Regions from separate parts of the Mus musculus genome. Here regions 2 and 3 are each linked to region 1. Evidence: chromatin loops called from intact Hi-C (ENCODE). Cell type or tissue: left cerebral cortex. All regions are shown on one strand. Links, peaks and the distances in the headings refer to the core of each region. The heading gives the core; the rest is flanking DNA. Region 1 holds the start of B3glct (beta-3-glucosyltransferase). Region 2 holds the start of Rxfp2 (relaxin/insulin-like family peptide receptor 2). Region 3 holds the start of 4930500F04Rik (RIKEN cDNA 4930500F04 gene).

Evidence for each region. Hi-C counts contacts between places; a loop is a spot of excess contacts. Peaks named below come from ENCODE experiments on the same cell type or tissue, not always from the same donor. Only the 100,000 strongest peaks of a DNase experiment are listed, where the experiment ranks them.
Region 2: a loop joins it to region 1, with 2.3 times the contacts of the local background. A loop is called at or near these places in 4 of 42 quality-filtered maps.
Region 3: a loop joins it to region 1, with 2.3 times the contacts of the local background. A loop is called at or near these places in 2 of 42 quality-filtered maps.

What each region holds. Positions count from the first base shown.
Region 1 is chr5:149,672,579-149,683,573 of GRCm38, reverse strand. It overlaps B3glct (beta-3-glucosyltransferase), which reads right to left and starts at 5,344. Exons shown (of 15, transcript NM_001081204.2): 1 at 5,195-5,344. The coding sequence starts at 5,237. In left cerebral cortex, for the core only: CTCF peaks have their summits at 5,146 and 5,346 (motif pointing left); DNase peaks (open chromatin) are centred at 2,036, 3,449 and 5,288; H3K4me3 peaks cover 1,887 bases; H3K27ac peaks cover 712 bases.
Region 2 is chr5:150,012,753-150,023,747 of GRCm38, reverse strand. Rxfp2 (relaxin/insulin-like family peptide receptor 2) reads right to left here and starts at 5,073. Exons shown (of 18, transcript NM_080468.2): 1 at 4,838-5,073. The coding sequence starts at 4,880. In left cerebral cortex, for the core only: CTCF peaks have their summits at 2,681 (motif pointing right) and 5,871; DNase peaks (open chromatin) are centred at 2,690 and 5,869.
Region 3 is chr5:149,844,542-149,855,536 of GRCm38, reverse strand. 4930500F04Rik (RIKEN cDNA 4930500F04 gene) reads right to left here and starts at 7,790. Exons shown (of 4, transcript NR_045758.1): 1 at 7,557-7,790; 2 at 7,065-7,113; 3 at 2,644-2,746. In left cerebral cortex, for the core only: a CTCF peak has its summit at 4,345 (motif pointing right); DNase peaks (open chromatin) are centred at 4,332 and 6,871.

The sequences.
Region 1 (10,995 bases), core at 1,951-9,950:
AAAACCAAGCCTCCTAAAGTGGAAGGCAAGCTGTGCACAGCTCTCAACAAGACCACCCACAAATTCCTGACCTGATGCAGGGCCCGCCACACCTGGCCCTGAAGATTTTGTCAGTGGTTTTTGAAAACTCCCCAGGCTGCTCTCCTTTCTCTGCTTGAATCCTCCTCCACCACTACCAACACTACCACCCACCCCCTCGCAACCACAAGTCCCCCACCCCTCCCACCCCACCCCCCCCACCACCCCCCCTTCCCTCCCACTGGCAAGCCGCTTCTCCCTTCCCATGATCCATTTCTCCTTCCCCTTCAGGGCTGAGCTTACAGTATTACTATTTCCTACAGGAAGCCTTCGTTGATCTAAAAGTTTCTCAAACCTCAACACTATTGACTTTCGGAGTCCATTTTGTCTTAGTTAGGGTTTTACTGCTGTGAACAGACACCATGACCAACGCAACTCTTACAAGGACAACATTTAACTGAGGCTGGCTTACAGGTTCAGAGGTTCAGTCCATTATTATCAAGGCAGGAGCATGGCAGTGTCCAGGCAGGCATGGTGCAGGCAAAGCTGAGAGTTCTACATCTTCATCTGAAGGCTGCTAGTGGAAGACTGACTTCCAGGCAGCTTGAGTGAGGGTCTTAAGCTCACCCCCACAGTGACACACCTACTCCAACAGGACCACACCTCCTAATAGTGCCACTCCCTGAGGCAAGCATATACAAAATATCACACCAGGTAACTAAACTGTTAAATATCAGGGCAGAGCTTTCCTGTGCCTTGTAAGATACTTCACGGCAGCAATTCTCAAAATGTGGGTCGTGACTCCTTGGGGGTTGCCTAAGACCATTAGAAAACACAGATATTTACATAAGTAAGTATTATGAGTCGTAATAGCAGCAAAATCACAGTCATAAAGTAGCAACAAAAATGATTTTATGGTTGGGGGTCAACACAACGTGAGGAACCGTATTAAAGGGGAGCAGCCTTAGGAAGGCCGAGAACCAATGCCTCACAACATCCCTCACTCTAGATGATACACAGGTGATCCTGTGACATCCAAAAAAGCCTCTTGCCATTAACAAGAGCTATTTTGTTGAGAACTGCCGCACCAGACCAGGTGGAAGGCAAGGATCCCCCTGCAGCACATCCTCAAAGCATCCTGAATGTCCAGTTTAATTACCGAATGTCACTTTTCCTCTTACACAGTCATCTCCACACCACAAGAGTGGAGCTAGCTCATTCTGAGACATCTCAGTACTCAGCACACAGTGGGTCCTCAAAAGTAGCCTTTTGAATAATGAAGCTCCAAATAGTCTTTCTGTTTAACAGTCTTCCTGTGGATTTTGGAATCCGCTCTGTCTAGCAATTCAAATGTGTTCCCCACCACACACACTGAATGGGGAAGGACTTTGAGGTCATGCTATCTGTTAGGGTTTGACTGTGGGCTACAGGCAAAGGTCATAGGGTCAACTCCAGGGCCAAGCAGATCATGCCAGAGGCGGGTCCCAAATGACAATGAACCTATCTGGAGAATTAAAACCACTGTCAGCGATATCTACGAGTGGCTTAAGAAATGGAAAGGAGACATTGCAAAATCAAAAGCAAACAAACAAACAATAAACAAACAAACAAACAAAACCCACGCACAAAATGCTGAACTAGGTTTGACTCTGTCTTAACATGTCTAACTCACGGCAATGAAAAGAATCCAAGCAAGACTTGGCTCAGAAGGAAAAGAAATCACCCCAATTTGGCAGGTGCTAAGAAATACAATCTTGGCTCACTCGGGGAAGAGAGACAGGGATGTGAAAGATAAAAGCTAATAGCTATTATTCTACCATTGGTGTGGGTCTTCTTTTCCACAGAGGTATCAATTAAGATTGGTTTTGGCTGCATACAATCTCCTGCAATACAAGGCTGGAGGAAGGTGACAGACAGGGATGCTGTGGTGTTCCACATCCATCTGGTACCCAGGCTGCTTTCTCCTCTCTACCTGATTCCTGTTTTCTTGGTGATCTCATGGCTACAATGTGGCTTTCAGAACTCCAGCCATCAGATCCACACAACTCAGGGAGAAGGGTAAGCCCCAACGGTCTATATCCTAGCTGCACCAGACACTTTAAATGAGTGTCCCCATAATCCTTATAGATATCTCATTGGCCATCCCAGTTTGCAAGAGCCATTGAGAAATATCTCATAACATCATCACTGTTGTCCCTCCACCCATCCTTTTAAACCCCATACAATTCAAACAAGCCTAGCTAGACAAAGAAAAGCCAAAGGCTACAAGGTAGACAGCAGTTCCTTCTCTGGCAGATTCAGTATGTTAAAACCATACGAGACAGCAAAATTCCCAGGCGTCTATCAAGTCCCTGCTCCATGTTTTATATAAAACAATGTAGGCTCAAAGCCACTAAAAGGCCACAGAGCTCACGAATGGTGACTAAGGAGCTGTAAATCTCCCTCTGGAACTCATTCCAGACGCTAGGACTGAAGCTGCCACGACTTCCTGTCTGCATACATGCAGGCAGGTTTAAAATGAAATTTCTATATTGACTTTCCTAAAATAAAATATAAAATGAATGTGCTAGCTTGGGAGGAAACTACCCAGTCAGACCACTCTTACAGGGGTGGATAAAAGCCCCTTCCAAACTATCAGGATAATTTAATGACTCACAAATCACCTTACTTACAATGGGATTCTGAGTGGAGGCCGCATTTCAATGGCCCTCTCCCCATATCAAAGTACAGAACAATAAACACCAGGTATGAAAGAAAGAAGGGGCTTGTTCCCGTACTAACTCATGGAAGCCAGTTCACAAGACTGTGTCTCACAGGGGCTTGGATTTTTTTTTTAAGATTGATTTTATCTTGCCTGGCACCTATAGAGGTCAGAAGAGGGCATCAGAACCCCCTGAACTGGAGTCACAGATGGTCATGATTCACCATGTGGGTGCTGGGAACTGAACCCAGGTCCTCTGCAGGAGCAGCTAGTGAGTGCTCTTAACTGCTAAGCCATCTCCCCAGCCTCTCATGGAAACCTTTTAAGGGGTTTTATGCCTCATTTACTATACTTATCTATGGATGTCGTGAGGCTCGGAGATATCTCTAAAAACATGTTGACATTTTAGTTCTTTCTGAATGTCCTTTCCTGTGTTATCATCACATCAAATATCCCCTTAAGAGTATTAAAAAGATATGAAAATACTAATGTGCCTTTCAGCCTATATGCTGCATCTGCAGTATACAAATATTATTATTAAATGCAATGCTATAAACAGAACGCCAATTTCAGCCATCACCCACCCAGCTGGTTAGCTGCAAAGCCTACGGGCAGTAAAGCAGGCGTTGGAAGCAGCGTTTCCCAGCCCTCTTGCCTGCTTTTCTCCAGGACTCAACAAAGCTTTCTCCAACCCATGATCTCTGGCCAAAATTCCTCATGATCAATTGCTACCTTCTGGGTCCAAGGTGCCCTAACATTTTAAATTACAGTGTTGCCAAATTAATCATGTGGGTGAGCAATTAATTACAAGCTAATCTTGCTCAATTTTCTCACACTTAGTGAGCACCAGAAGAAATGCCAGGGGTACACAGAAGCAAAACAAAAAACGTCCTTATTCGGAAAGCATAAATCCAAATCCAAACGAGCTGTCAAGGCTCTCGTGGACTACATCTTTCCCTAAACTGAGCCATTCTGCCATTTCTAAAACTGAAATTCTGCCTTTTCACAGACAAGTCAGGGTTAGGGAAAAGTATTAGGACAAGCTGCAAAGAGTCTTTTTTTTTTTTTTTTTTAACCCACGCTTTCAAACTTGAACAAATATCATAAAGAGTCATTCGCAATGACTTTATAACTTTTTTTCCACATCATCTTAGCTGAAAGGGGGAGGAAACGGCCTCCAGAAAACGGGAAGAAAGGAACAGGCAACTGGACTGCCTGGGACCAGTTCTCTGATTTTCCCGGAGGCCTCAAGGTTCCGCGGGGCACCCCGGTCCTCCCTCCCCTCCTTGCCCAACTGCATTAGGAGGAAGGCAGGCCAAGTTTGTAGGTTCCTAGGGAGTGGTACACAAAGAGAGGAGGTCTCTGGGAAATTGCAGGAGCTGAGGGTACAGGGTGGGGGTGACGCAAGGGATACGGGGAGGGGGGCGCGCCTTGGGGCGTGCTAATGGCTGTATCAGGGTTCTGTAAAGCTGGGTAGGGTCTCAAGGAACACACGATGGGATGCATGGAGTATTTAAGGCAAAACGGTGTGTGCTTGACTGGGGCGATGGGCGGGGGTGGGGGTGGGGTGTAGATAGTGGGACACCGGTCATGCACAGCAGGAGATCCAGGGTACATACGGAGGAGTGGGAAAAGGGGTGCCCATGGCCGAGTGCAGGTTGTCCACAACAGGAGGTACAGGGTGCACAGGGCGGAACACGGGGGATGCACAAGGTAGAGAGCGGGGTGCACACAGTGGGATGCGGGGTATGCACGGTGAGGTGGGATACGGTATTCAAGGTCGGGAGGGGTGAAACTTGGGATATGCACCTCCAGGCACTGGGAATGCACATGGAGGATCGAGGGGTGTGCACAAGGTGGGGCGCGGGGATGCACATCTAGGGGTATGGGATGCACAACTATGGGACCCATGAGTGCACAGCTGTGGGACACAGGGGCACACGGTAGAGAGCAGGGGGTGTACGGCCGGGCACGGAGTAAGCACAAGCAGAGGGTGCACACGGTGGGGCGCACGGAGTGTACACAGTGGGGCGCAGAGTGCACACGGCGGGCCGTGGCATGAATGCCGTGGGGCGTAGGATAGCTACGGTGGAGTGCGGAGTGCACACCGCGGAGCGCGGCAAGCATTCGGCGGGGCGCTGGGGGCGCACAGGGCGGGGTGCTCATAGTGGGGCGCGAGGTGTGCACCGCAGGGCGCACGGGCGGCGCGCAGGGGCGGGAAAGGCGCGGCCTCTTGTAAAGTTTCTAGCAGTTGCGCGGCTCTGGCTCCCGACCCGGCCGCGCCCTCCCCACCAGCCCGCGTGCCCCGGCGGAAGGAGGCGGAGATGGAGAGGGCGCGGGCCGAGGGTGGCGCCACTAGAGGGCGCTGCGGCCGGGACGGGGCGGGACGGGGCGGGCGGCAGCCGGAACCGCGCGGGGGTGGCCAGCAGCCCCGGGACTCCCTCCCCGCGCCCGCCCGGGCCGCTCGCTACTTACCCGCGGAGCAGCTGAACAGCGCCAGCAGCGCGGGAGGCCGCATCCCGGAGGCAGAGGCTCCGCGCCCTTCCCGGAGCCGAGCTGCGCGGACGCCCTGCGCGCCTGACCCTTCTCGCGCTCCCCTCCTCCTTCCCGGCGCCGCGCCGGCTCGGGCTGCGCCCTCTGGCGGCCGGGATCGGGAGCGCCCCGGTGTACGCTCGCAACCGGCGCGGTTGTAGGTGGTCCTGCTGCCCAGCTGGACCGCGCCCTCCTCTGGGCATCTGACCTCAGAGCTTCTTTTCTGACCCTCTGACAAACTCTGCCGTCATGCCCTTCGCTTCCCAGAACTTCTTTCCCCATCCCTAGCAGTAGATCACCCTTACTGTCCTCAAAGTGAAGGAAGAAGGATCGTTTTTTTCTTCCCTGCTAATGGACTATCTTCAGTTTTTATAAAAAGCAAAATCGATAATTCAACTCTTAATATTGTTGGCACCGATGTTCTACTTTGATGAAGGTGTTTTTAATCAGCTCAACTAATTTACTTAATATCCTCTTCTTAAATGGAATTTGATTAATAGCTTTGGCCCGGAGTTTTGCTCTTAATAGATGTTGGTGTAAAGCTAAATTTTTATTAATGTTATTTTGAGTGTTCACTGTGATGGAAGAGAGAGGGTATTCAAGATACTTGATGAAAATGAATCAATTAAGAACACAGAGAAGAGTGAGGTGGAAAAGTCACATAAGCAGAGTTCCTTCCAGCACAGAATCCTGAAGGGTCTCCCTCCCACCCTGGAAGAGTTCCACCTGAGGACCTTACAGTTACATTGTAGTGAACCAAAGAGGGAAACAATTACAGGGAAGAATTAGAGGGACCCTTCCCAGAAACACAGTTTCTCCTGCATCTCCAAGGATGTAAAAAAGACTGACTGAGCAACCCTGGCTTGTGTTTAGATGATGCGAGGCTAGAGGGCAGCTAGAGTTGCCTTTCAGCCACTGTGGTCACAGGACAAATGACTCACCGAACATCTCCCCCAACCACAGGTAGTAAAACTCTAGGGCAAGCCTGCTCATAAAGACTTTGGCAGTCATATTTCTTAGTTTCTGTGTGTTTCTTGTTGACTGGTGCCAGTCTCTTGACTGATGAAGACCAGCGCTACAGTTTTTCCAAATTCTTGGTTGGCTGCTTTAACTCCTTGGGCTTTCTTGGGAAGTTCTAAAGCTGATAGACAGTTTCCCATTGCTAAAGTTTTCTAGCATTCTCCTAGGAAATATTCCTTCCCTTTGTTAGACACCGTACCTATAAACAAGATGTAAATAGAGAGAAAAATCTAGTAGCCAAGTAACACAACTGAGGACCCTACTTTGGTAGCAAACAACTTTGAGGGCTTAGTGGATCAGACTTTTCATTGAAATTATCCTGGAAGGATGGAGAGGTGACTCAGTGATTAAGACCATGTACTACTCTCCTGGAGGGCCTGAGTTCCATTCCTACATCCACATTTGTTGGCTTATGACTGCCAGTAACTCAAACTCCAGAGTGGCCGATCCGATGATCCATCTGATGCCTCTGGCTTCTGCAGATACTGGCATCTCACGCACAGGCCTACACATAGGGTTACACATCTGCACATAAGTAAAAGTCAATCAAATACAAATTTTTAATTGAAATTTTCATCATGATCCAACATGACTGTATTCCAGGAGGAGTGTAGGAGATTGGACGGTAAGGGCGAGAGCCCATCCTTTAAGTAATAAACTTGCCTGTCTTCAGCATCTTCACAGAGGACAATGACAAATGACACATCACACAGCTCCATGACTCAAGTTTGAGGAAAGGACTGCCTTTCTGTGATTCTGGCCATATGATAAATAGACTCCCTGGGCGTCCTCCCCCATCACTAGGAGAAAAAGCTCTCAAAGCCAACCTGCTCGAAGTGGTACTGACAGACACACAATGAGGCTTGCCTGTGACACCCACTGTGAGGGGACAGTTTCCCACAGGAGAAAAATAAATCTCAGTTACTCCAAGAGAGTAACATGAGGAACAGCGGGCCATAGCTCCATTCCCATGGGATCCTCACCTCTTCATCTGAGTCGTCACCACCGTGCTAGTTTCTAGGACTGTCCAACTTTCCTTGTTTAAGGATAGGGTGAGAAGCCCCAGCTAGTACAAGCTATCTCCTGTCAAGAACCTCACAGAGAAAAAGATCAGACAGGCTGGTGGTTTTTAAAATTATTAAAATGTAAGTAACTTAAAGCAATCTGTACAACTACCCAAGGAAAACAACATAAGTACATATCCATACAGTCATTGGTAGCCAACCGTCTAATTAGCAACTTCTTTATGAATAGATGGTTTGTGATCTGAGGACAACAGCAGGCTCAAATGATCACGTACTGTTGGCTGACGGGCCTTGTGCAAGGCTGTGAGCCATATACGTGGCACTGAGCCCAAGAATTCCCTAGTCCAGTTAGAGAGACAGAAGAATGTCCATAACCTGCTGTGTAGTCGATGCTTTAGCACAGGCACACGAAAGGAACACTCTGGAGACATACAGCAATGTATGACACCTATCAAACCCTTTGGGGTTGATCATAAAACATAGAAATGACTTTTGTGTAACTTCTTCAGGGAGAAAGAGCAAGTGTCTGGGCTGAGAGAATGGGAAGGTCCAGCCCCAACAGAGATATACCATGCATGTGGTCCAGTCCACGTAAAGATATGGCATATGGCAGATCTATCAAAGGCTGTATGATGGACTAGGAGGAAGACTTCTGGGTGGGCTCCCTCCAGCCTGCTGCCTTTCTCTCAGGCCCCGAAATTCTGCTTCCTGTCTGGCAAAGGCCACTGGACAGGTTCAGATTCCTGCCTGTTCCTCCAGGCCTAGTTTCAGGCCTGAAATAAATTAGTAACGGGCACATTCCATTAATTTCCCACACCAGGAAGTGGCTTTCTGAGTGTGAAAGGATCTCAATGATTATTTCCTGCACCAAAGTCGGTTTCTGAAGGAGGACTACAAAATCGAGAAGTAGTTCTTTAGGACTTTGAACCATTAAATCAAATCTGTAACACAATACTTTAACGACTGGCTAGCTTTCCCTCGGCACAGAATCTGTACTCTGGCTGGGTAACAGGAGAAAAGTTATTCCACCAACCACCTTAACCTTCAAGGTAGTAAAAGGATCTTTAGCCTCCACGGAAGAAAGATGATACAGAAGAGACACAGCAAAAAGTTTCATCCTGGGGACACAGCCATGGGAAAATACTTGAATAATCTAAACTGATGTCTTCAAGAATCAAGGGTCTTATGTCATTCAACTTCCAAATGTATTCAAAAGCCATAGGCAGACGCAGTGTCCAACCAGACGCCCCACCAAGGCTTTTACCCAAAGAGAGTTCATCAAAGAATTCTCATAAACAACCAACTCCAAAACAAGAGCCAAGAAATACAACTCGGGTCACCTCCTCACCTCTAGAGGCAGCCCAAACAAGCCCCCAGAAATCTGAGGCCTTTTCACACCTGATTCACCATTCTCTTGACCTCTTGATGTTGTGCACGTGTAAAGGTGTCTGTTCACAGATGGGCCACTGTTACAGGGTATCTGAATCTGTCTCTGGTTAGGGTGTGGTTCAGTCCTTAGCACACACCTTTAATCTCAAACAGTGACGGTGAAGTTAGTTTGTAGAAGGAAGCATGCATGTTTAAAAGAGATGTCTAATTGGATGACAGAAAAAGTGACCAATGAGAGAAAGATTTGACAGAATAGGATACACCCAACTCTCAAGAGAAGAGAGAGGAAAGGGAAGCTACTTAAGGGAAAGACAGACAGCGCAGGAGGAAGAGAGTACAGGGCAGGAATACAGTAGAGTCCGTAGAGAGCAGTGCAGTAGAGTTGAGAGTGAGAGTGGAGCAGCCCAGAGAGGGAGAAGGAGGCAGTGTTACTGGGAGAGTTTTATAGAGACAGATTGAAGAGAGAACAAGCCAGACATGGGTAAAGACAGAAGGAGCAAGAGAATGAGAAGGAACCAGAAGATTAGAAAAGATTGCTAGAGTTAGTTTGAGGCCAAGCAGAGCAATTCAGAGGCTTCAAGAAAAGCCAAATTAAATAAGTCAGCTGGGAGAGGAGTTTGAGCCATAACAGCTGAGTTAAACCAGCCACCCAGAGCTCAGAAAGAGGGTGAGCTTATTCACCCTAGAAAGCATTCTAGGCCTATAAAAGATTTATGCAAAGGCTAGAAGCATCCAGGTCGAGGCCTGTGTTAGCAGCAGAGGCAGTCAGCCTCGGAGGTGACAACTGCATCCGGGAAATGAAAGTTACATTTACAGGCTACTTTCTAGGGCTTCTCATTAGAGCCAGATGATCCACTTGGCTGTGTGGTTCTCCTGTCCAAAGGCGGGACCCCTCTCAGCCCAGTGGTTGTAAAGACCAGAGATCCATCATGAAATGCAGAGCAGCAGGAGGTAAGGTACGTGATGCATTGATTTAGCAGCCAGTATGAAATTTGATGCTGTGACTAGCTGGTCATTTTTACATCAGCTGCTTGCAGATGTAGCACCTTGACTAAATAAAATGACCAAAATTGGTGGGAAACTGTTTTCCACAGACAAATGGTCATCAGGGAGCTCTCCAGACTCTCCTGTGACATGACAGTGGTGGGGGGAAGTGTATCACACCGGACGGAGTGACCAGGAGCCCATGTATGAGCATACACCCTCTGAGAAGCCGAGCAACAGAGTGAAGTGGAAGGACAAGGAAGAAGGGAAGTCATCGAATGAGGGTGGATGGTTTCAGGCAAGCTATGGCACACAAAGAAAGGCATTCCAAACAGAGGGGACAGGCAAGTGTTGGACTGAAAGCTGGAAACTGTAAGCATCCAGAGACAGGAGTTGAGTGAGCTCACAATGAAGCCAGCTAGGGCCACATCCTGGATGCCTCGCCAAGGAGGCTGGCCTTGGTGGAAGGGCACTGAGGTCAGTGGAGAAATTACTTGGCTGCCAGCAAGAATGCAGCTTCCACAGTGGGCCCCGTAGCTCTTGATGCCTGTCTTGTGCCCTAATTGCAGCCTCTCTCAGAGAAGCGATGAATAAATATTTCACGATGTGATGAAGTCACAGATGATGCCCGTGTGTACAGTGACTGAATGAATGGATGGTGCGGAAGAAAATCAATTCAGTGGTAATGTCAGGGTGGACCAGACAGAAGCCGAAGAGGAAAAAAAGACTAATTCATATGATAAATATGTGCCAAAGCCAAGCATTTTGGTGATTAATATAAATATTTTATTTCATTTAACCTTCAAAAAAATCCAAAAGACATAAGATGACTATTCTTATTTTTTCGAGGTTTCCTTTGATATGGGGTCTTACTGTGTATGAATCTCAGGCTGACTGGGAAGTTTTGAGCCTTCTATGGCAGACTCCCACTCTCTAGATAAGTTAGATGAGTCTCAGGAGGTTCCAACACCAGAAGCCAGAACTGCCTGTGATGGCAACTATGCTCTTTAATGGGGCAAGAGTTGTGAAATGGGAGGAAGGAGTCACGGTGACAGTGTGACAGAGGTCAGCTCTATTGCACTTGTGCGTGGACACTGGCTGATGCTGAAAGAGACAGCCCAGAAGGGGACCGATGAAGCAATTAATTAAAATGGGTATCTGCCAGAAGGATGAGGCAGTGGAGAAAGGGGAAGATCATAATCAACACTAGAGCGGGCGCGGGATGCCTTGCTCACAGTAGCCATTGCTGCATGGTGATGGTTGCCCTCACAGTATCCATTGCTGCATGGTTTTTGCTCTGGGGGCGTCTCATATACCAGGCACCAC
Region 2 (10,995 bases), core at 1,656-9,655, 340 kb before region 1:
TGAGACTGTAACTCCGGTTTCCAGGGGTTCTCATTCCCTTTTCTGACCTCCACCACGGCACTATGCCACATTCAGGTAAAACATGTAGTACCCAAAGATGCCAGAAGAGGGCATCAGATTCCCTCTAGAACTGGAGTTACAGATGGTTGTGAGCCACCGTGTGGGTGTTGGGAACTGAACCCAGGTCCTCTGCAAGAGCAGCCAGTGCTCTCAACCAGAACCATCTCTCCAGCTCCAATGTACATACGTACATATTTATGTCCATATTTTTACTAATTTTGGAAAGTTCACAATTGCATACCCTTTCCTGCTGAATAAAGAAAAAAAAATCCCAGTAGGTGAATTAGTGTTCTATAAAACAAAGTAATGCATTAAAAAAAAAAATACATGTTTAAAGAAGGAGTCTGAATTGTCCCTGATTTAGACTAAACTTGTAGACAAATTTGTTCAAACTTCGTTTCCAGAGGTTCCTATATTTCAGAATTGGGACAAATCACTACACACCTTAAGAAGAAAGCATGCTGGCGCTGACATATTAAGATTGAAGATATAATGATTATTTGGTTCGGTTTCAGTTTTGTGCCCTCCCCCCTTCTCCCAAATCTTAGCTCACATAATCTCACTGATGACCGTTGACTAGGCCTGGAGTTGAGAGGACAGCCACCCCTCCAGAAAGGAAATTGAGTTAATAGGAAATAGAAAGCTACAGGAAGCCTTTAGAGGTTGGGAGTTGGTGGGTAGGGGTGGGGGGGAAGGAAGCAAAGCCCAGCAAAGACACCAGGTGGTGAGAGGACTATTTAAAGAAGGGTCTTGCTGAAAGATAAATGGATCCCCAAGTGGGAATGCAGCCGCAGATGTGGACAACGTTGATGGAGCAGCCCGGCGACTTAGGGCGACTCAGGGCTCTGTGGCAGGATCGACAGAGAGCCGAGACTGTGACGTAACAAGAGGGCTGGAAAGCACAGACGTGGAAACCCGGGAAGATTTCAGAGCAAGGAGACCAGGAAGACAACAGAGAACTCGGCTAGAATGTAGACGTGGTGGGACAAGGGAGATGCGCAAAGAGGATCTCACCGGAAGTGAACCTATGCAGCAGTGACGTCATCGAATGCCTACCAGGCCACGCCAACTGTGGTCAGGCCACTGTGCTGTAAGACAGCAGAATGTGCCCCTTCTGTTCTGGCGATTTCTATCAATCTCCTCCCTTCCCGGATTCTCGTCAGCCTCTAGCAACAATTATTCCACCTTCAAGTAAATTCTCACAACTTCTACATTAGAGCATGTGTATTATGTTTGTCTTTGCGCCTGGAAGATAGGCGCGAACACACACACCAAGCGTGAGGAGACGTGAAGGGCAGGGAAATTCAAATGATCCTTGCTTTGACTGGTACTCCACGGACTCCTCACACCGACCCCTATTGATGGGAACAATCAACACATGTCAGACGTAAAACTAAGGCTGACAAAAAGGGTATTAAAGGACTTGCTTGTGAAGAAAAGAAAAATGTACCAAAGTATTTGTTGATTCTGATGATTTGAACATCGCATCGTGGGCACATACAGATACATCACATGGTCCCCATACAATTTTTACAAGCCAATTAGAAAGGTGAAATCAAAATGAAAGCAAAAAACAAACAAACAAAAAACCACAACAAAACCAGACAAGCCTCCTACTTAGGAGTCGGAGAGAAGGGAGCAGGAGGTGTCACCAGGAACAGAGGCAAGGGGCCAAATTGTGACTGGTGGGCAGGAGGACAGGGAAGAAAGGAAGGCTGGGATTCTGTCCCTTGTCACTGAACACATTGGAACGGCCCTTTGCTTCACAACCTGGCTAGTGCAATTTCTTTCTAGTGTTAACCTTTCAAAAGGCTCTTTATCATGTGAATGCTAAATTAATTGTTTTTGGAGGGCATTTTGTATATTCAGAACACTTCTAGGTCTCTTTCTCCTCTGGAAGTATAGCCACAAGAAATTAACGTACTGTAAATTAAGCACACGGGGGAAAAAAAAGAATTGTTTCCACGCAATTTCCCCGCCCCCCTCATACCTTCATTAGTGTTTCCCTTGTAAAACAAACACATTGATTCTGCTTAATTAGCAAGTTACACATTTACTGAATAAGTAAAAGATGGAGTTTGGGGACGCTGACTCGTTCTAAAAGCTCCGTGAGTTTATGATTGCATAACTACCTTACCCCAGATAATTTGTTACTAGCTGAATTTTATTTGAGACTGCAATTTTTTTTTTTTTAAGATTTAAAAAGCACGCAGCTTTTCATTATTAGCGTCCCAGTTTTGTGTCTTGGGTTCAAGTGGAAGGTATTCTGAAAGTCTTTCCTGCAGTTGCCTGTGCCTCTTCACATGCACCTGCAGCAGAATGTGCAGAGCTACGCCTCTGGAGGTTACACACCTGAGGATGCAGTGACTTTGGGGTCCCAGCTCGCTCACCCCAAGCAGGCTCTGTTTTTGCCTCAAGCGAGCAAACTTATTTTTTCCATTACTGGCGAGAAAGATTTTCAAGAGGATTGGGTTGAAGTACAGTTGATTTTCACAGCTGGGCACAGCATGGATGCAATTGTGTGAAATTAAAATGTAGTTGGAGAAGCGTTTCTGTAGTCCTAGCGATGCAGTTAAATGACCCATGGTTTGGAAAGCACCCCCTTAAGGCCTAGGCGCAATTTGGCCACTAGGGGGACCTCAAACACTGCTGACTGCAGAATGGAGCCAGGGCTCTGCTTCGAAGAAGGATCACATTTATTAAGGAGCAGCAAATGACTTGAGGCTATAACCGGTGGAAGTTATCAAGCAGGATTCTCCATACTTGAGACTTTAATTTTCTGCCTAAGCACACTGTTTGAGTTTAACTGTTTTGAGTTAACACTGCCCCTATCCATTCATTAAAAGTCTTTTTAGGGTGGTTTGGGGCCGGTTAGCAAAACTCATGAAGTGGCGTTAGTTAGGTTGTGAAGGTTGGAGCTGTTGGCTAATGCATTAAGACAGTAAATGTCACTTACTTCTTAAGCACTTGAGTGACCGTGGCCCAAAGAGAAAACAGTCAATCATGTGGCTTACTTATACTGCCCTAAAAAAAATGACCAACCACTCAGACTTAACTTCTGAAAGCAAGTTTTACTCTGAGGGGAAAAAAAAAATTAATAATGGCCTTTGTTTGGTCGTGACAGAGAGCCTTACTATTTTAACTGTCAAGAATTGTATGAGGAAACGCAAAATCTCTGGCAATCACTAAACAAATAATTACAATTTCATAAGATGTCAGGACGACACGTTGCACTTCTATAGTGAGTTACTGTAAATAGAAAGGTTTAAAATGAGGGAAAGTAACACAAACTTCAAAAAATAAAACGGAGCAGAGGACTGAACTATTTTTAGGTCCAAGATATAAATCTGAAGTCAGGCATTTAGAAAGATCCAAAATGATCTTTTTCTTCTCCCTTTCTCTCCCACTTTTCAGAGCCCAGTGCACTACAGCAAAACCATACGCAGTCGCTTCGAAGTGATTGGGGGGTCAGAAAGGCCAGCGCAAGCCTACTCAAGTGCACAGAATGGGTAATTTGGTGAGCGGTGGTTAGAGTTTGGAGCACCGGTTAAAGATTCCAAGGACTCTTTCAATCACTCATTCTTAGCCATCCTCCAAAATTGAATATTATGACTAAAGACAGAACACAGGCTTCTGCTTTTAGATCTTAAATCAAATCAGACCCCTGTTTCTAAAGCTGTGGTTTCCTGAGAGAAGAATTTATTGTTTCTTTTTAGAGAATAGATTTGCATGCAGGAGAGGTTAGAATGCAAAATTGAAACTGCTCTGGGTACATGGGGGGTGGATAAGGCCTTTGATGAACGATGTGGAACAAAGTTTTAGTGTTGTTACAAGTTCAAAATAAAATTTTAAACATTTAAAAATCTTTTGGTAGTTGTCCTTAAATACTGTATTTTATGCTCGGAAGTTACATTTGATTGTCCTAAGCGGCGCGTTTTGCTTAAAGATGAAAACTGCTCACTTGTATCTTATTTAATTAAATTGATTTTTTAAAAGAGGCTAATGATAGTTTCAAATTCCAATATTTATTCTGAAAAGTTTGAAAGAAAAGCTATGAACTCATTTTGAACCAAAGTAATAATGAGCTCCTGTGCCCTGGACAGCAATAGGAAGTGTATAAACTTGTGGCAAAATTAGGTTTTTACTTTAGTTGTTTGTAGCCCTAAACACATGAAAGTCACTGGGTGGGAAGTGAGAACTTCACACCAACTTTCTAAATCTCAGAGTAGGTAAGAAAGTTATATCGAGTATATGTTTTTATATTTTAATAACTTTTATATAGGTGAACTCAGACATTTTTGGATTTGCTTGTGGTTTGCAGTCCCCAGTTTAGATTAACAAAAACAAACAAATATACCAAAAAAACCCAAACTCCAAACCCCATAACCACTAACAATCAATTACACTCATTTTATGAGCATATTCAAACAGGTTGAGTTTATACAAACGCATCTTTTAGTTTATGAATATCCTCCCTTGCTCTCAGAAGCACTTGCCCCTGCTCGAATTGATATGTCAACACTGATTTAGAAAATACAACCCATCTTTAGTTCTAACACATAAAAAGTCACGTTTCTGGGAGATACATACTGCATTTGAAAACTGCTGGGCTCCTCGGTGTGCCAGACAAATTAACGACCATTTCTGCGGATGCACAGCGGGATGTCTATCTTCCAAACACCGCACAGAGTCTCTTGTAAACATCACAGAACTACATAACGATTTTCTAATCTCTGGGAACCCTATGTCACTTGTAGCGAGAGAGCGGCAGCCTTACCTTTGACCTCTGTCAGAAGGATGACATGAAGTAGGAGCCACATTGCGGCCGGTGTGCGCTCGAGAGGTGTCCGGTGTCAGAGGAAAGAGCTGTAGATTTGCAGCATTGAGTTCGTAGACGTGTCCTTGCTTCTCAGAAGGAGTTTTGATAGTCTGGTGCCTCCCATGTGTCTGAGCATGCTCAGCTGAAACCTCCTTGGCACGAAGGGACACCGACGCTTGTCACTGGGGAGTCCGCTTCTCTTTCCGTCCTTTCCTTCTCTAGCTTTGCTTTCTTTTAAAAGTAGACTGGTGTTTCTGAACATTACATTCATCACGGTGTAAGAAGGGTAAGGTGTAAGAAAAGAGAGAGGTAAATAGCTCTCTAGCCTTATTAATAAGCAACATTTAATAGCTTAATATTTTTTTTCTCAAAGCACCTGGAGTGACTTGCACCCATTCTTAAAATCTAAACATAATACAAATTCCAGAGTGTGAAGGACCGTACATCTACCGTGGACCAACTGGGAAACTCTTTAGAAGCAGTTTTCATACAAGAAGCAACTGAGAGATGCGTCCTCATTGACACACACGGAGGACTGTGTGGAGGACCATACTGAGATGTTTTCAAGTGACATTCAGCAGAGGTGAGCGTTACAAGTGTGGCCTTGTGTTCGCCGGGGGAAGCATCCACCTAATACTTTGAATTTTACTTACTTTTCCCCATAATCACAGTCTCGCTTTAAAGCACAGAACTCCCCCACAATGCATGAAATCCGGAGTCCCACATCTACTCAAAGTCACTGTGACTTTCTTCCCCCCTCACACCCCAAAGATAGCTTTTTAACCAGTCCGCTTTGTGTAGGGACTCCCGTTGATCCCAGTGCGATCCTAAAGAACATCCCAAAAAGACAAGTAGGATTTTCTTGTCCGAGTACAGACTTCTTTTTTCACTACCTGGGAAGTGTCGGTGGAGAAAGGGTCCTAGTGTGGATTAGAGCGGAGGGTTTGGGAGCGGATGCAAAGGCTGTCTGAGGCTTGCTTGCAGTGACTGGCTGCTGGCAGCTGGGGCCAGCCTCGCTCTGTCTTTCCTTCCAGTTTTTGATAGGATACGGATTCAAACAGAATTAGAGATATACAATATTTTATTTATCACGTAATGAAGTTGGTTCTTCTGCCATTTTAAGAAGTGACTTAAATTTCTTTCAATGCTCTCCCTTGATACAGGACCAAAGGAAAAGGAATCAGGAAAAGAAATGCTCGAAGATCTTCTCTTAGGTTTAAAGAAACTTTTGTTGTTATTGTTGTTCACTGAACTTGAGGTCTTTTAAGATAGCCTCCACAACTCCCTCCCCAACCTCCCCAAACAAAGAAACTCCAACAAAACAAAAAACAACCCCCCCACTGTCACTTAAAAAACCCCCACCCTGTTGATTAAATGACCCTATATTTGTGTTCTGCCAAGATGACGGACGCTGAGATCTGGTGTTAAAGTCTAAAGCATAAACTCTAAAATGCAACTAAATACCATTAATTGGCCACCACAAGGCAATATTTGAAGTTTAAATATATCTCCCACAAGGATATATCTTCAGAGAAAGAAAACGGTGTCTAGACTTCAAAGAATTTAGTTTAGAATTCTGCATTAATATCAAAGGCCAAGCTTAATATCTTCTGAAATTGCAAAAGCCAGCTCATCGGTTCCCACCAGGGCCGCTCAGAGTTAATCTTTGAAATGTTAGCCCAGGAAGAGTCCGAATTCAACAACTATAAATAATAATTAAGACCTCCTCCAGCTCATTACTGACATTTGAAGGCAGAAAGCCTGAGCGTTTGGATGTGTTTGTGGTTAATGCATTTTAAATCTGCCCGGCATCCTGGGGGGTGCACGCTGACCTTTGACCTGCAACGGGAGAGGTTGAAATTCACACAGGCTGAAGATGTAACTAAGTTAAGCAGGGCGAATGGATTCAGACCCGAGAGGCAAACTCAGCAGGGAGATTTCAGGGCCGGCTTCATGCAGAGCTAGAATGGAAGGCCTGGCAAATTGGTTCAGAGAAGTACACATGTACTTTATTGATCTTGTCTTGAATCAACTCACTCTTATTGTTGTTACAATCACCCGTCGGCAGTGCCTGTACTTTTTGATACGAATACTGCAAGATTTCATGTAAATACGTGTCTTATTATCCACTACAATGCACTGGGGTTCTTACAAATGGAGGGGAGTTTATGTATTGAAAGTTTAGGTACCTGATTCTGTCTGAATAGGGGGTCTGTGTTCCCTATAAAATGCTGTTGAATTGAAAAGTCAATCCTCTCTCTTTGAGAAACTTACTGATCAAACAAGCTGTTAGGCGATGTCTTTTGATCAGCCCCCCCACCCCATTCATTTCCTTCTTCTCACCTTTTAGTGGCGCTTTGAGAATTCTGTACAGTGTATTTTGATCACGTTCATCCCCTTACACCAACTTTTTGTAGACATACATTCCCAACCTTGTGTCCTCTTTTTTATTTTAAACCCAAGTCCAGGTCGTGTGGTGCGGTGTGTGGCCATCCTCGGGGCTGTGCTTGACCTAACCGGGGCCGCACCACTAAAGAAAACTGATTTCTTTCTGCCAGTACCTGTCGATTGTCCGTAGTTCCTTAGTGGACGTGGGGACTCCACTCTTCATGCCTGGACTTTGTCTGGCTTCTTTATGGCTTTAGAGTGCCCCACTGTCTTGGTTCACCGCATTTTCTTCATCCATTTACACGTCGCTGGGCCTTTAGGCTGAGTCCCTACAGGTATCTCTGTAGTAATCTGACCTCAGCTCTCTCCAGTCTGTCTTCAGAGAGGGAGGGGGTGGCCTGTGTGCTGCTTGGTTTCATCAACTCACAGAACCACTTGGAAGCAGCCAGATTAAAAGGGTGTGCAGAAGGAAGATGGCTGTCATCTGCTTGCTTGGTCTGTCCTTCCCCTCTCCCGAGACTGCTGATTTATGGTTACTCCTGACACCAAGCTTTGCCGTGCTTCCATCACTGACTAGGGATCAGTGGCTCTCTGAGTGGTCTTTCTCTGTCTCTGTCTGTCTATCTCTGTGCGTCTCTCTGTTCTCTGTGACTCTGTCTCTTTCTTTCTCTGTCTCCTTCCCTCCTTCTTTTCTCTCTTTCTTTCTCTTTACCTGTCTGTCTGTCTGTCTGCCTCCCCCCTCCCTCAGGATCTCACTATGCAGTCATGGCTGGCTTCTTGCTCTTGGAGAGCCTGCCTCTGCCTCCTGAGTGCTAGGATTAAAGGTATATACATCACCACCACTGGTCTGGTGTTTGTTTTTGTGGGTTTGTGTGTGTGTGTTGTTTGCTTTTTTTTTTTTTAACAATATGGGTAATTCAGGATCTCAGTGAGGTTTTGATTTGCATTTTCCTAGTGGCTAACAGATATCCAGCACTTTCTCAGATATGTAATGGCTGTTAAATACACTATCTGTTGCTTTGGTTTCAAACCATCCAAATTTAAATTTATTTTGGTGAAAGATGCAACCAGGCAGGCCTTTTCTCTTGTGTTTGTTGAGAAGTCATTCTACGCAGTCCAAATGTTCATTATAGAGAGACTGTACAATATTCTGTCACTGAAGACGATAACATTTCAGCCTGGAAAGATGGCATAGCTGTTAAGAGCCCTGGCTGCTTTTCAGAGGACCTGGGCTTGAATCTCAGTACCACATGGCAGCTCCCAACCATTTGTAACCATGGCATCTGATACTGTCTCTAACCTCTGTAGGCACCAGGCATACACATGGTACACATACATACATTCAGGGAAAATACTCACATGTATAAAATAAATATAAAACCAAACAAAAACAAAATAATAATTTTTAAAAAAGACATCTTTTCTGGTGGCTAGTGGAAGATAAATACCCCCCCCCCGTTTTTTTTTTTTTTTTTTGAGACAGGGTTTCTCTGTATAGCCCTGGATGTCCTGGAACTCACTTTGTAGACCAGATTGGCCTTGAACTCAGAAATCTGCCTGCCTCTGCCTCCCGAGTGCTGGGATTAAAGACGTGTGCCACCATGCCCGGCAAATACTCCCATTTAAATTAAATTTAAAAAAAGATAAAATTACAAATATAACTTACCTATGCTCAGAAAAGTTTGAATTTAATATCACTTCAGAATTATGTATGACTTTACTACTAGTTAGCTATAATATTTACCATCTTGCCAAACTTTTTCTGTCCTTTTCTTTTCTTCTTTTTCTTTTCTTTCTTTCTTTTTCTTTTTCTGAGACAGGGTTTTTCTCTGTAGCCCTGGTTGTCCTGGAAGGTGCTCTCTAGACCAGAGATCTGCCTGTATCAGCCTCCTGAGTGTTGGCATTAAAGGCACGAGCCACCAGCACCTAGCATGCCAAGCTGGGCTTTCCATCAAGGCTTTTGCTAAATTTCCTCTTATAGTCAGTGTTCTATGGCTTGTAAACCATGACCAAGGCAATTTTTATAAAAGAAAGTATCTAATTGGGGGCTGGCTTACGGTTTCAGGAGTTTAGTTGATTATCATCATGGTAGGGGGCACAACAGCAGAGAGAGAGAGAGAGAGACAGACAGACAGACAGACAGAGAGACAGAGAGAGACAGACAGAGAGACAAGATCTGCCATGGGCTATTGAAACCACAAATCCCACCCCCAATGATGCACTTTCTCCAACAAGGCCACACCTCCTAATCCTTCCAATCCTTTCAAACAGCTCCATTTCCTGGAGACCCAGCATTACAATATATAAGCCTGTGGGGAACTTTCTTATTCAAACCATCACCCCCCCCACCCCCATCCCCCGTGCCTAAGGGTGGTACAGGCATGGAAACACCACTACAGAGTCTGCTCCCTTTTATCACAAATTTGGCCCATTAGCAATTTAATATCATTTTCTGTTTGTAAAGGGCTAGCTGATATCCCACGCATAATTACATAACTAGGTAAGACTTTTCCTCACAAAACTGGATTTATACAATAACTACAGCTAGAAATCCAAAGCTTACAGCAGCGAGCTGATGATGGCAGTAGTCACCTGGGTAATTTACTCACCGTAAGTTATGGGGGTAAAAAAAAAAATCCATGTAACTCTGTTCTGCAGCTATGGTATCTGTGATTATAATTACATGTTAGCTTCTCAGTGTGGAGGCCATGAATGAATTCATTAGTCACTAAAATTGATACTTTATATAACCCTCTCATAAATGGCCACAGACTTACTGGCAGAAGAAATGTAAGCTAACACAATCCCATCAGCCTTTGTGTCTGTTAGTTGAGCAAACCCGTCACCCAGTCTTGTATAGTCAAGAGGATCCACGCATACTCACTGTGCTGTTCCAAATCTAAAATAATTTAAGTCACGTTCAGCTCCAGTTATCTGGAATTGTCACTCTTGGCGAGAGCTGCTATTAGGCACACACAGCCAGAGCAAAACCTGTTATCCAGGCATCCACTGCTGGTGGAGTGGTGGAATAAGTATTCTAAAAGCCTCTGCACTTCGAGATACCAGCAGCTACATTAAGGAAATTGGATTACCTTTCTGGAGACAAGGAAATGAAGTCCAAAGGGAAAGAAAGACAAAAATGTGCTGGAATGTTTACAGAGAGCAGTAAGCTAATACAAAAGGCTAGGCCATCTGATAAATAGACGTGGATACTAGAATTGCATCCCCTAGTCTTCAAGTCACTGGCCGGTTCTGAGAGCTCACCCACAGTCCCTCTAAGGACTCTGAAAGGTGGAGACACAAGAAGTACAAACTCCCCAGGAAAATACCCTCAAGTTAGTTTCCCACACTTTAATGTCACACATTTTAATGTCAGCCAAATATTAGCTCATTATCAAAGGTCAATGAAACACACACAGGTAAGAAACAACAATGATAGATTTGAACCCTAAACACTTTGGCTGTTGAGGTGATTGGGTTTGGAATATTAAATGTCTTAACGGGGCCATAGGTGGAATCATAGAAGAAGAAAGAAAGAATTAACCATGCAAAAGAACCACAGAGAGTTCAGCGAGCTGGCTCAGCAGTTTAGGGCACTGGTTGCTCTTCTAGAGGATTCAGGTTCGATTTGCAGCACCCACAGGGTGTCTCATAACTGTAGTTGCACTTCTATGGGATTCCTACGCCATCTTCTGGCTGTTGTGGATACTGTACACACATGGTACACA
Region 3 (10,995 bases), core at 953-8,952, 170 kb before region 1:
CGAGGATACATTTAGAAAGAGGGAAGGAAGCCCTAGGGTTGATCCCTGGAAGATATGAACAAAGAAGACACCTTCTCATTTCATTTGTCACTTGCATTGTAAGTGCTCATTTAAGGTCAGTGCTGTATACTTCCATTACACTGAAAATTCTGTGCAGGCAGTCACTACAGCCAACCTTCTCACCATTGCATCTTCGAAGAGGAACACAGAGATGATGCATGGCCCCATTCAATAAATATCTCCAGTTGAATCAATAAATGAAAGGCATGTTATGAATCAAGGATGGCAAGCCTAGCTTATAGGAAGAATATATCGAAGGTCCATGGAAGTCTGAGCATGAAGATAATGAGGATTTAAAAATATACCTGGGACTAGAGGGGTAGCTCAGCAGTTAAGAGCCCTGTCTGCTCTTGCAGAGGTCCTGGGTTCAGTTCCCAGCACTCACATGGCAGCTCACAACCACCTGTAACTACAATTCCAGGGGTTCCTAGCCTCCAAAGCCACATATGCATATGGTATACAGACACATGCACACAAAACACTCATATACTAAAAGTTAGATAAATTAATTTTATAAAATAAATGTGCAGTCATTGTCACAGAATTTATAAGAATGGACTATGTAAATAGGAATGAAAATTGGAATAATTAATTCTAAGATGAACTTTAATAGAGTTATCAAGTTATGGTTATTTGATGACAATAATGTTGAGGTTATAAAAATGAGACTTATGAAATGATAATATTAATTAAGTATAAGAAAGAGACTGGGTTATAGCTCAGTTGGAAGAGTGCTTGCCTAGCATGCACAGGAATTAGGTACCATCCCCAACATCTTGGCACGCTCAAGAGAACTCAGGATGGTAGTAAAATAATCAGAAGTTCAGGGTCATCCTTGGCTACATAGTGAGTTCAACACTAGTCTGGGATACATGAGATTGTGCCAATAGATAAGTAAGTAAGTAAATAAACATCTAATTACATCTATAGCTTCGCGTCATTCAAGTATACTCTTGTCTGGTAACACATTCCTTGCTGGCCCAACTGTCTACAGTGAGAGCGTCCACACAAGACCATCATAGCCTGTATCCATTACTTTTCTACTATTGTGATAAAAACACTACGGCTGAGGCAATTTAGAGAAGAGTTTATTTGGGCTTACATTTCTGTGTTTGATTCCTTAACAGTGGATCAAAAGTATGGCAACCGAAGCAGAAAGCTGAGGGCTCACACACCTTGAGCCACACAACCAATGGCAGACTAGAAATGGTGTGACTCCGTAAGCTCTCTAAGCCTGCCACCAGTGATGCATTTCCTCCAACAAGGCACGCCCTCCAAGCCTCACCAACCAAGGCCTCCAACTGGGAACCAAGCATTCAAATGCCTGAAACTGTGGGCAGCATCTCATTCAAACAGCACAGGGCACTGCCTGGGATAGTCCTTTTACATATTTACATCCGTGTTCCTTTTACAAATACCCCTCTTAGCATGCTGGGACATAGACATTAAAGCAAGATGAGCAAGATTAACAAGCTTCAAAGTTGACTTCATACCCTGGATTTAGGCTCCATGGAAATTGTGACAGTCAATGATCTCTTTGCTAAGTTCAATAGTTAGCCCCTGTGTCTGTGCTCACTTGGCCTGTTGGTACCATTTTTGAAGTTGCCGTTTATTCTGGCTTTTGTGAAGCTTTTTCTCACTGCCTACTTTACCTTCTGCCTTGTTGACGATAGGCCCCCTTAGTCTTGTTCGATGGCCCCATATTACCTCTAAACACTGAAGTGCCCCAGAGTTCTGCACTTGGATCTCTTCTATCTACATTCCCTGGTGATCTCATCAAATCTCTGGCTTAAAATGCCACCTGTATGCTGAACTCACGTTTTGATCGCAAGCCTGAGCGTTCTGCCCGGCTTTCGAGTCATGTAAACAATTTCACACTGACATTTGCTTTAGGATGGCAATTTGGCATCTCAAATCATAGCACACATAAACCGCCACCTCCTGCTCCCCTAGGAAAGCAGCTCTTCCCACACCCTTCCCATCCTACTGGGCGGCTTGGTCTACTTAGGGGCTCAAGCCAACACACGCGTATCTTTCACTGACTGCTTCTTCTCAGAGCCCACAGGTGAGCTGTCAGGCAGTCTTTAATGGTGAATAGATTGGACTTCCGGTGCTTTACTGCATCGTTAGTCTCATCCTCTTCAAGCAAGTCAGCTTCCGGTCAGTACCTGAGAGAACAAGCTTAGCGAAAGAAAAGGTTCACGCGGCTGCTGGGTCAGCAGTTTCAGCCTGTGGTCTCCTTGCCCGATGCTTTGGGACTGTGGCAGTCCAGCGCACTATGGCAGGAGCTAGCGGCTGAGGATGCCCGTTCGCCTTATGCTAATCAGAAAGCAAAGAAAGAGACAAGGGTCCGAGGACTCACTATTCCCTTCAAGGCATGACCTCAAAGACGGAACTTCTTCTAATTGTGTTCTTCCCCTCAAATTTTCAGCAACTCCATGTAGTGCCATTACAGGCTGGTGACCTGTCCTTTAGCACACAAGTCTTGATTCAAGATATAGCAACTACCAACTCCATCCGTGCCTTGGGTGTGTCTTGCTTGGAGAGATTTAGAACTGAAACGTAATATGCGTGTTTTCTCACCTTCTCTCCTCTGAGCTTGGTTTAAAGCAGAAGCTATGAGCGCCTGTTGGCTATCGCTGCTCTCTCTTCTACTCCTGTCTTATCTCTGTCTCACCCACGAGCACTGTCAAAAAGCAGAAGTGGCCTCTTCAACCCAGATCTCAGTTTCAATCTCTCTCTCCCTCCCTTTCTCTCTCTCCCTCTCCATCCCCCTCCCTCCCTCTTTCGCCATCCCCCTCCCTCCTTCCCTCTCTCTCTCCCCACCCACTCCTCACACACGCACGCGCGAGCGCGCCACACAGCAGCCTCCTCAAGGCTTTAAAACTTGCCAGATACTTGTTTGTTCCTTCTAGCAGGAAGACCCCTTCTCCCCCGCGTGCCGCGCATAGATTCAGAACTCTTTCACTTTTTTCTCTAGCTCACTGCTGTAACATAGGACGTAGGAGAGGTACCTCAGGCTCCAGTGAGCCAGCCCCAGCACGTGACAGTACACTTGTGTGGACCACTTTGAGATCTGTACGGGTCTCAAGATTAATCTCCTCAAATCTTTAACACTTCTGATAACACTGCAGCATCCACTGGGAGGCGGGTACCTGTGTTTCTGCCTTTCTTTAGTAAGATCCCTTCCCAGCAGAGCTCAGAGAGAGCACTGTGACCTCAGAGTGTAGGATGTAGACGTGAGGCAATGTTAGCCAGTGAGCATCCTCCCCATGCTCTCTCGAAGGACGCTGACTGCAGCCATGTGCTTGCCCAGAAAGACAGCCCTTACAGCCAGCCCTTCACCTCAGAAGTAGATCACAGGAAATTCTATTCAAATACATCCTGTGATAACCATGATGTGATGGTTCATGCCTGTAATGCCTTTAATTCTAGCACCCAGGATGCTCAGATAAGAGGATCACAACATGTTTGAGGCTATCCTGGGGTATATATTGAGTTCCTTGATAGCCTGAGCTACAGAGACCTTGTCTCAAAAAACCCCAAACTCCAGTGAGGAAAGGAGGGAGGGAGGAACACACATACACACACACACACACACACACACACACACACACAGAGAGAGAGTGAGAGAGAGAGAGAGAGAGAGAGAGAGAGAGAGAGAGAGCATGAGTGAGCCCAAGTGAATAAGATACAGTTTCTAGTTGAGAAGGAACAGGCAGACTCATACATCTGAAGAGAAAAAGGAGAGAAAACCTTGATGAGTCCACTTATCAAAACCTACAATTGCGAGAGCTTATCGATCCGAGGTGACTGGTTTCTTTTTAAAGGCGTTAGGGAACATCTGCTGTTTGGAGACACTTCAAAGGTAATCTGAATAGGGATCGATACATGTTCTCAGCCCCGAGCCTATCTGCTTACTCAAACGTGAATAAAGATGAAAGGGGATGCGAAAACCGGAGTTTATGCTTGAAGTGTACCAGCTCCAAGTCAGACGATTTTATATGAATTAGATCCTATAATCCTCACATCTCTCAAATGAAATATTCTTGGTTAAGAAAGTGAGGCTAGGTAAATGGACTTTGTTCTTTCTTACCGCTGAGCCTTCTACAATGCAGGCACAGGGAACAGGTTAGAGGAATTTGAGGGGCCGCCCACAGAGGAGGTGACTGCAGACAAGTCTACTGAGTATTTTGTTTAACTAACTCCCAGCTTGCTTCCTCCCTTTCCTCTGCAAGGGCCTGTTTCCAAACGGAGACAGTTAGCGAATCCCTCTTTCAGCCACTAGAGGGCAGACGCGGAATAAAAAGTTACCCAGGTACCCAAGGTCCTGGCCTGGGCTTTGCTTTGGGCCATGGCTGGCGACAGTGTACATCTTCGGCCCCTTTTCAGGTCACAAATTCCTCCTGGGTCCCTTCCATTTCATCCTTGGCATAGCCGTGTCAATGTTTGTTTGTTTGTTTGTTTGTTTGTTTGTTTGTTTCTAAGCCATCTTCATCTTACAAGGTTGCTTATTAACTACAGAGAGATGATTTTTATTTTACCGCCACGGCAATCTTAGACTGCAAAGGCTTGCTGAATTTGGGGAAGGCATCGATTCCTGATGGCAAATTGAGTTCATGGGGAAAAGCAACCCAAAGACAGAACATGGCTTTGGGGGGGATCTATCTTGCAGGCTTAACCCTAATCCCAAACAGCTGTTCAAGAACTAGTAATGAAACTGAAGGCCCTTGGCCACATACTACATACCATGTGACTAGGATCAAGGTTTTCCTGAAAGGGTTAACCGGGGTTACTGTTGCATTTTAAACATGAAATGAAGCTAGAGACGTTAACTTTGAGACCCGCTATTTTTTCGATTAAACCACAGGATGCCGGGGGAGGCGTTGGTTTAATTTCTGAACTCATTCCACCACACCTTGCCACAGCCACCAGATCTAAAACCAGGAGGAAAACCAAGCCAAAGTCAGGCTAGGACATGGCTCCACTAGCAAAGCGCTCACCAGACAAGCACGAGGACTTATATTTCATTGCCAGAACCCAAAGAAAAAGTTGGGCATTTTGGCACATGCTTTTAATCCCAGAACTGAGAAGACAGAGGCAGGAGGATTCCTGGAGTTCACTGGCCAGCTTGGTTTACTTTCGTCAACTCTAAGCCAATGAGAGACCCTGTGATGGTTTGAATATGCTCGACCCAGGGAGTGGCAGGATTAGAAGGTGTGGCCTTGATGGAGCAGGTGTGGCACTGTGGGTGTAGACTTTAAGACCCACATCCTAGGTGCCTGGAAGCCAGTATTCTGCTAGCAGCCTTCAGATGAAGATGTAGAACTCTCAGCTCCTCCTGCACCATGCCTGCCTGGATGCTGCCTCCATCCCACCTTGATGATAATTGATTGAATCTCTGAACCTGTAAGCCAGCCCCAATTAAATGTTGTCCTTATAAGAGTTGCCTTGGTCATGGTGTCTGTTCACAGCAGTAAAACCCTAAGACAGACCCTGTCTCAAAAACAAACAAACAAACAAACAAACAAAATGGATGGAGCCTCCCAGGCCTCCGCAGGCTTGCCAACACATACATACTACATGCATGCAAGCTCCTCTCACACATCCATGTGCATGCACATACACAAAATTAAAGGCAAAAGAGATGTCACCTCACAATCAAATTCTGGGGTGAAAAAATGCGCTCAACTCACCAAGTTTGCAGAGTTTGAGCAACTTATGAATGACAAAGAGTTGGAAGAATACTTCCAGGCCTACTGTTACAGGAAAACTGACCTTAAGTGTGTCACTAAAATGGCCTCTCCAGTCTCACTGGTGAAACGTCTACCAAGGTGCCCTAAAAACATCTTAGCAAGACAATGGGCAAATACTGGTCTAAAACCTCATACCCTTAGAATTCTACAGCCTGGGGCCAAACTCACCCCATCCACATTTCCAGACCAGCTCCCCACAACCCCAAGGCTCCGCTTCCCAATAAAGGGTGTTCTCACAGAAAGGGAGTCATTTCCTCTTATCCTTTCAACACCATCTAGCAGACAGTAATTCTGTGTCATTCAATGGGCTTAATAGGCACATTTTATGAACAAGAATTGTTCTACAGGCAAGGCTTCAAAGGAAAAGAAAACCCAGGCCTATATCTTTGTGAAATTAAATAATCTATTAGAATCCTAATAGAGACAGAACAAGACCAGAAAAAATCCCAGTAGGTGATGTGGCGGGTTGTACCTTATCGTGACTATACAATCCTATAAGGTCTCTAGACAACGCAGAGAAAAGTATTCAAATTAGGAGGATCAAGGGAAGCTTTGCAAAGGAGTTGGGATTTAACCAGCCTTTGGGAGATCAAAGAAATGTTCATAAGACAGAAGAATATATATGCATACGTGCTGCAAGCATCTGTAGTTTTGTGTAACTGACCAGTGTGACTTGGGGGTTGGGTCAGGGAAGTGGGATTCTGTAAAGGGTAGTGGTAGGCACACACGTGGTTTCCTGTAATGCCAAAAAAAGGAGTGGATACCCTTGTCTTCTCAAAGAGAACAGTCCGTTCTGACACACCAGGCATTGAGTACCGGTTAAGGCGAAACCTCCCTCTGGGTAAACTTACAGTAGAACCTCCTGGACCTGAGAGATTTACTTCATGAATGTCTGCCGGAAAGATCTCTTGATGTCCCTCATCTGGGTTCATTAAACTCTTTTCTTCTGCTGCATAAAACAGCCACCCACCTTCTAAAACCTTGACTAATGTTTCCCAGAAGAGAACTAGTCATTTCACATGCTGTAACTAAATATATCATCACCCTGGCCTGTCTTTCAGAGCTCACCTCCTACTCCACCCCCCACAGCCCCAAAGACTGCAGATCTCCCATCCTCCACCCTCGTCAGACATCTTGGTATATTCTTTGTGTCAAACTGTGCTTGTTAAAAATTGAACCCTTTTCATCCAATGTGGCTGCTCACTGCCTCTGGTTTTACAGGAAGGAAAATCCACTGCCGCCATTTACCAGGAACATCTCCAAGGTCCAGCCTCCTATCGCACAGGGCAGATGATAACTGTATGATGGAAAAAATATGTGACAAACAAATAAACAAACAAAGGTCACAAAACCTTTTTTGAACAGTAGCCCAGGAGCTCCAGGGAAGGATTCATTTGTTCTTGGTGTCCTCTTTTGCTAGCTATGATCAGGTGACAACACTTCAAACAACATAGAATGTCCCTGCTCTCTATTGTTCTGAAGAGCCCCTATGACCAAGGCAACCTATAGAAGAGTTTACTGGGTCTCACAGTTCTAGAGGGTTAGCGGTCATGGCCATCATGACAGGGAGCATGGCAGCCGGGAGGCATGGCTGGAGCAGCAGCTGAGCGATTACATCCTTATCTACAAATAGGAGGCAGAGAGCTAACTGGAAATGGCATGGGGCACACCCACCTCCCTCAACAAGGCCAAGCCTTCCTAACTGGACCGACAAATGGGGAACCAAGTATTCAAACATACGTGTCTAGGGAGGCCGTTCTCATTCCAACCACCGCATACAGGGTCTCAACGTTTCAAGAAGACGCTCACTGATTGCGTTCCCTGAGTCGATGATGCATCCAGTTTTCCCAAGGCTACAGATGCTGAGGAGACTCAGCCACACTCTCTAGGGATCTGCTCCCATAGGATATTTTGTGAAGTTTCTGTCACAGCGAGGAGGAGGCTTGGCTAAATCTCAACTGACTTTTTAGAATCCCACCCAGGCTTAAAATTGAGATATAGGCTGAATTATGTCACCACCACCACCCCCCAAACTTACACATTGAAGTCCTATGATGTAATAATACCTGAGAATATGACTTCATTCAGAGAGAAGGCTGCAAAGAGATGACCTCAGTAAAATGAGATGTTCAGGAAGGATGGCATGTAATGTAGCCAAGTGTCCTTATAAAGGGAAACCATGTGAGAGTCCAGGGAGAAGGGTGACTAGTCCTGAGTTTTCTTTGTCGCTCTCTTTTCTCCCTGCACTGTAGACAGTTCTCCCCTGGGGACACTGGGCATCAAGGAGCGACTCACTTTCTCTTATCTCTACTAGATGAGAGTCAAGCTGCACGGTATTCAGCACACACTTCGGAAGCTCAATAACTATGTCCAGAAACAGTAACTATTGACAACCCACCATCATAGCCTCCATTGTCCTCCTTACACTGAAGACAGGAAGGCTTTGATCCTCCACACTTCTAATCTTTTTCTCATAAAATCTCATTTCCTCACCCTGTCCTAAAGAGCCCTGCTCTGGAGGTTGTATTCCAGCTGTGTGCACCCCCCTGGACTCCGTAGACCTGTCAGAATCGCCTCTGCTTCCACATGCTGAGCCTTCTCCTTGATCTCTAGTTTTGACCCTTCTCACTTCCCTCCTCTCCTTTGCTATCCCGAGTCTGTGTTTCAGCATCCCCATTCCACATCAATCCCTATGCCCTGGCCTACCCACTGCACGGACCACACCCTTGCGTGACATCACCTCCACTTTCTCAGTGCCAGTACTGGAGTAGGCAAGCCCTGAGCTCAAATCTATGCAGGGTATTTCTGTGCAGACTTTTCTGATGTTTTCGTTCTGAGATGCTGCTCAAATTAGAAGATGTTTACAGAACATCTGGTCTGATCGAATGTCTAATTATTACAGCAACAACACTGACGTCCCCGCACCCTTCTAGAAGCCTAAAGTTTTGGCTGGACGCCTATAGAAGATATTGGGAAGAGTGTCAGCTTTTCCTGTGGATCAAAAGTACCAGCAGGGGAGTTAACATATCTCTCAGAGGTCTGATTATAATCTGTGTTCCTGGTCTTTGATGTGGAATTGTGACACAGAATAGCGACCGAGTCTCCAGCCCACCTCTTGCCCTGTGGGTTTCAGATTCAAGACTTGCGACCTCAGCTCTTGTCTGAGTTCCCAGCCGCCTGCCTGGCAGATGTCAGACGTGCCACTCCATAATCATGAGCACCAATTTCTTAAAACAAGCCCAGTAATCAGGGTCTGTCTTGGAGGACTCTGATTGCATTTATCTTGAGGCGTGCCTTCAAGCAGCATGGCCCTTTCATTTGCAGAAACATTTGTCTATGGCTGGTTGTTTTCCTCCTAGGGAAGTCAGGCAATACAATCGACCCAGCATCCAGAGTTCTAGGAGAACTTAAAGTGTTCTTTCACACTATAAACACATACCATCTTCAGATCTTTTTTTTTTTTTTAATGTAATAAGAACAGGAGAAATGCTCACAATGTAATAGCAGATGCAGAGTCTCTAAACCCTACCTGCCTCGTGCCAGGTACTCTGGGATTGCTGTTCAGATTAATTTTAAACTTCCTTTCAGTGAGGTATGTGTTGAATATTAAATTTTGTTTTAAGTTAAAAACAAGACCGGTGGAAAACATGAACATTGCCGTGCCACCAGACAGAAGACTTAGCAAGGTTGAAACAAGTTCAAACAAACAAACAAAAAAAACAAACAAAAAACAGGAATTCTCATAAATTGAGAACAGTAAGGGTTAGAACCAGCTCCCAGCCAGGGTCTACCTTTCCCGGAACATGTAACCACGACATCCCACTAGGAGGACTATGACAATCAGTCACCTGAAATTCTCACCTATGCAAAAAGCATCCCTCATATCTCAGAGTGAGCATCCCTAATATCTCAGGGAAGCATCAACCCCTGGATCCCATCCCTCCCCAAAACGTTAAGGTCCCTATCAACCCAATGAATAAAGTGCACGAGATATCCCACCAAGAATCATCTGAGGATGCCTGGCATATTGAGCTGTAACAGTCCAGGGAAGAGTTTTCTTTCCCAAAGCATTCATCGCTGGACCTTGGCTTCACCTAGTGGCTCCAGCTCCAGCTTCTAGTGACTCGCTGTGTTCATCACTGTTGGGGCTGTGACTAGAGCAGAAGAGACATGGCTGCCTGCCCTCGAAGAGCAGCAACACTTTGGCCGTTCCAGCTAGCTCAGAGCCCCTCAGGATCTATCATCCTGGCATGGTCTAAGAATCCTGGGACTGTGCTCTGCCTTCCCTGTGCAGCCTGCTGGCTGCACTCTGGTACGCAATCTGACCACTGGTGCCAAGACGTGGGGCACAAACAGCTGATGCGCCACAACTGATACCAAGGGAATTCAACGAGACCTCTGATTTGATGGGAGGTGAAAGCTCCCTGTCTCTGAAGAGAGACTAGCAACCTGTCCTTCTCCTCCTTGGTTCTCACTCTGCGTCATCGCACGGATTTGGAAAAGCTAGAGAGACAACTGATGCCTTCTGGCCAGAGCTACTCTCTGGTGTGGGCTGAAGGTCCCTTTAGCCCCTGTCTAAAATATGACAGCCCATAATGGCATTGGCAGAGACCCTCTATCTAACTTCCCCTTAAAACAAAAACACCTGGTAACGCAGCTGCCACTAAGTGTTACAAGGACAGCAGGCAGTTCTTAAATCTGTGGAAGGTTTAGCATGGAACCCCACCCCCACCTCCCTCCCGCCATGTGGATAGGCCAAGGGACTATCCTCACTGGACGAGGTATTTCTTCTCTTTTCTGTCATGAGCAGCTCATCGTCACATTAAAAAAAAAAAAACAAGCAAGCAAGCAAGCAAGCAAACAAACAAACAAAAACGGGTAAGAAAATACTTGCCCTATTAAAATCCCATGGAATAAAAATTGCCAAAAACTAAGCCTCCTTGTTTTGGGAAGAAGTCTTTCATATATCGACATGCATGGTCAATGATAATATTTACAGTATTGACTCATGGGCCCGAGTAGCTTCCCTCACCCCAAGCAGGAACACCCAAGAAGGGAAAAAAACCCTCCCCTGATTTTTTGCTGACGTTAGCTGCAATCAGGCAATGCATAGGGCCATCTAAAATAGGACAGGCTGATAACACCACAGCCCCTTTCCCTCCTCAGTTAGATGAATCCA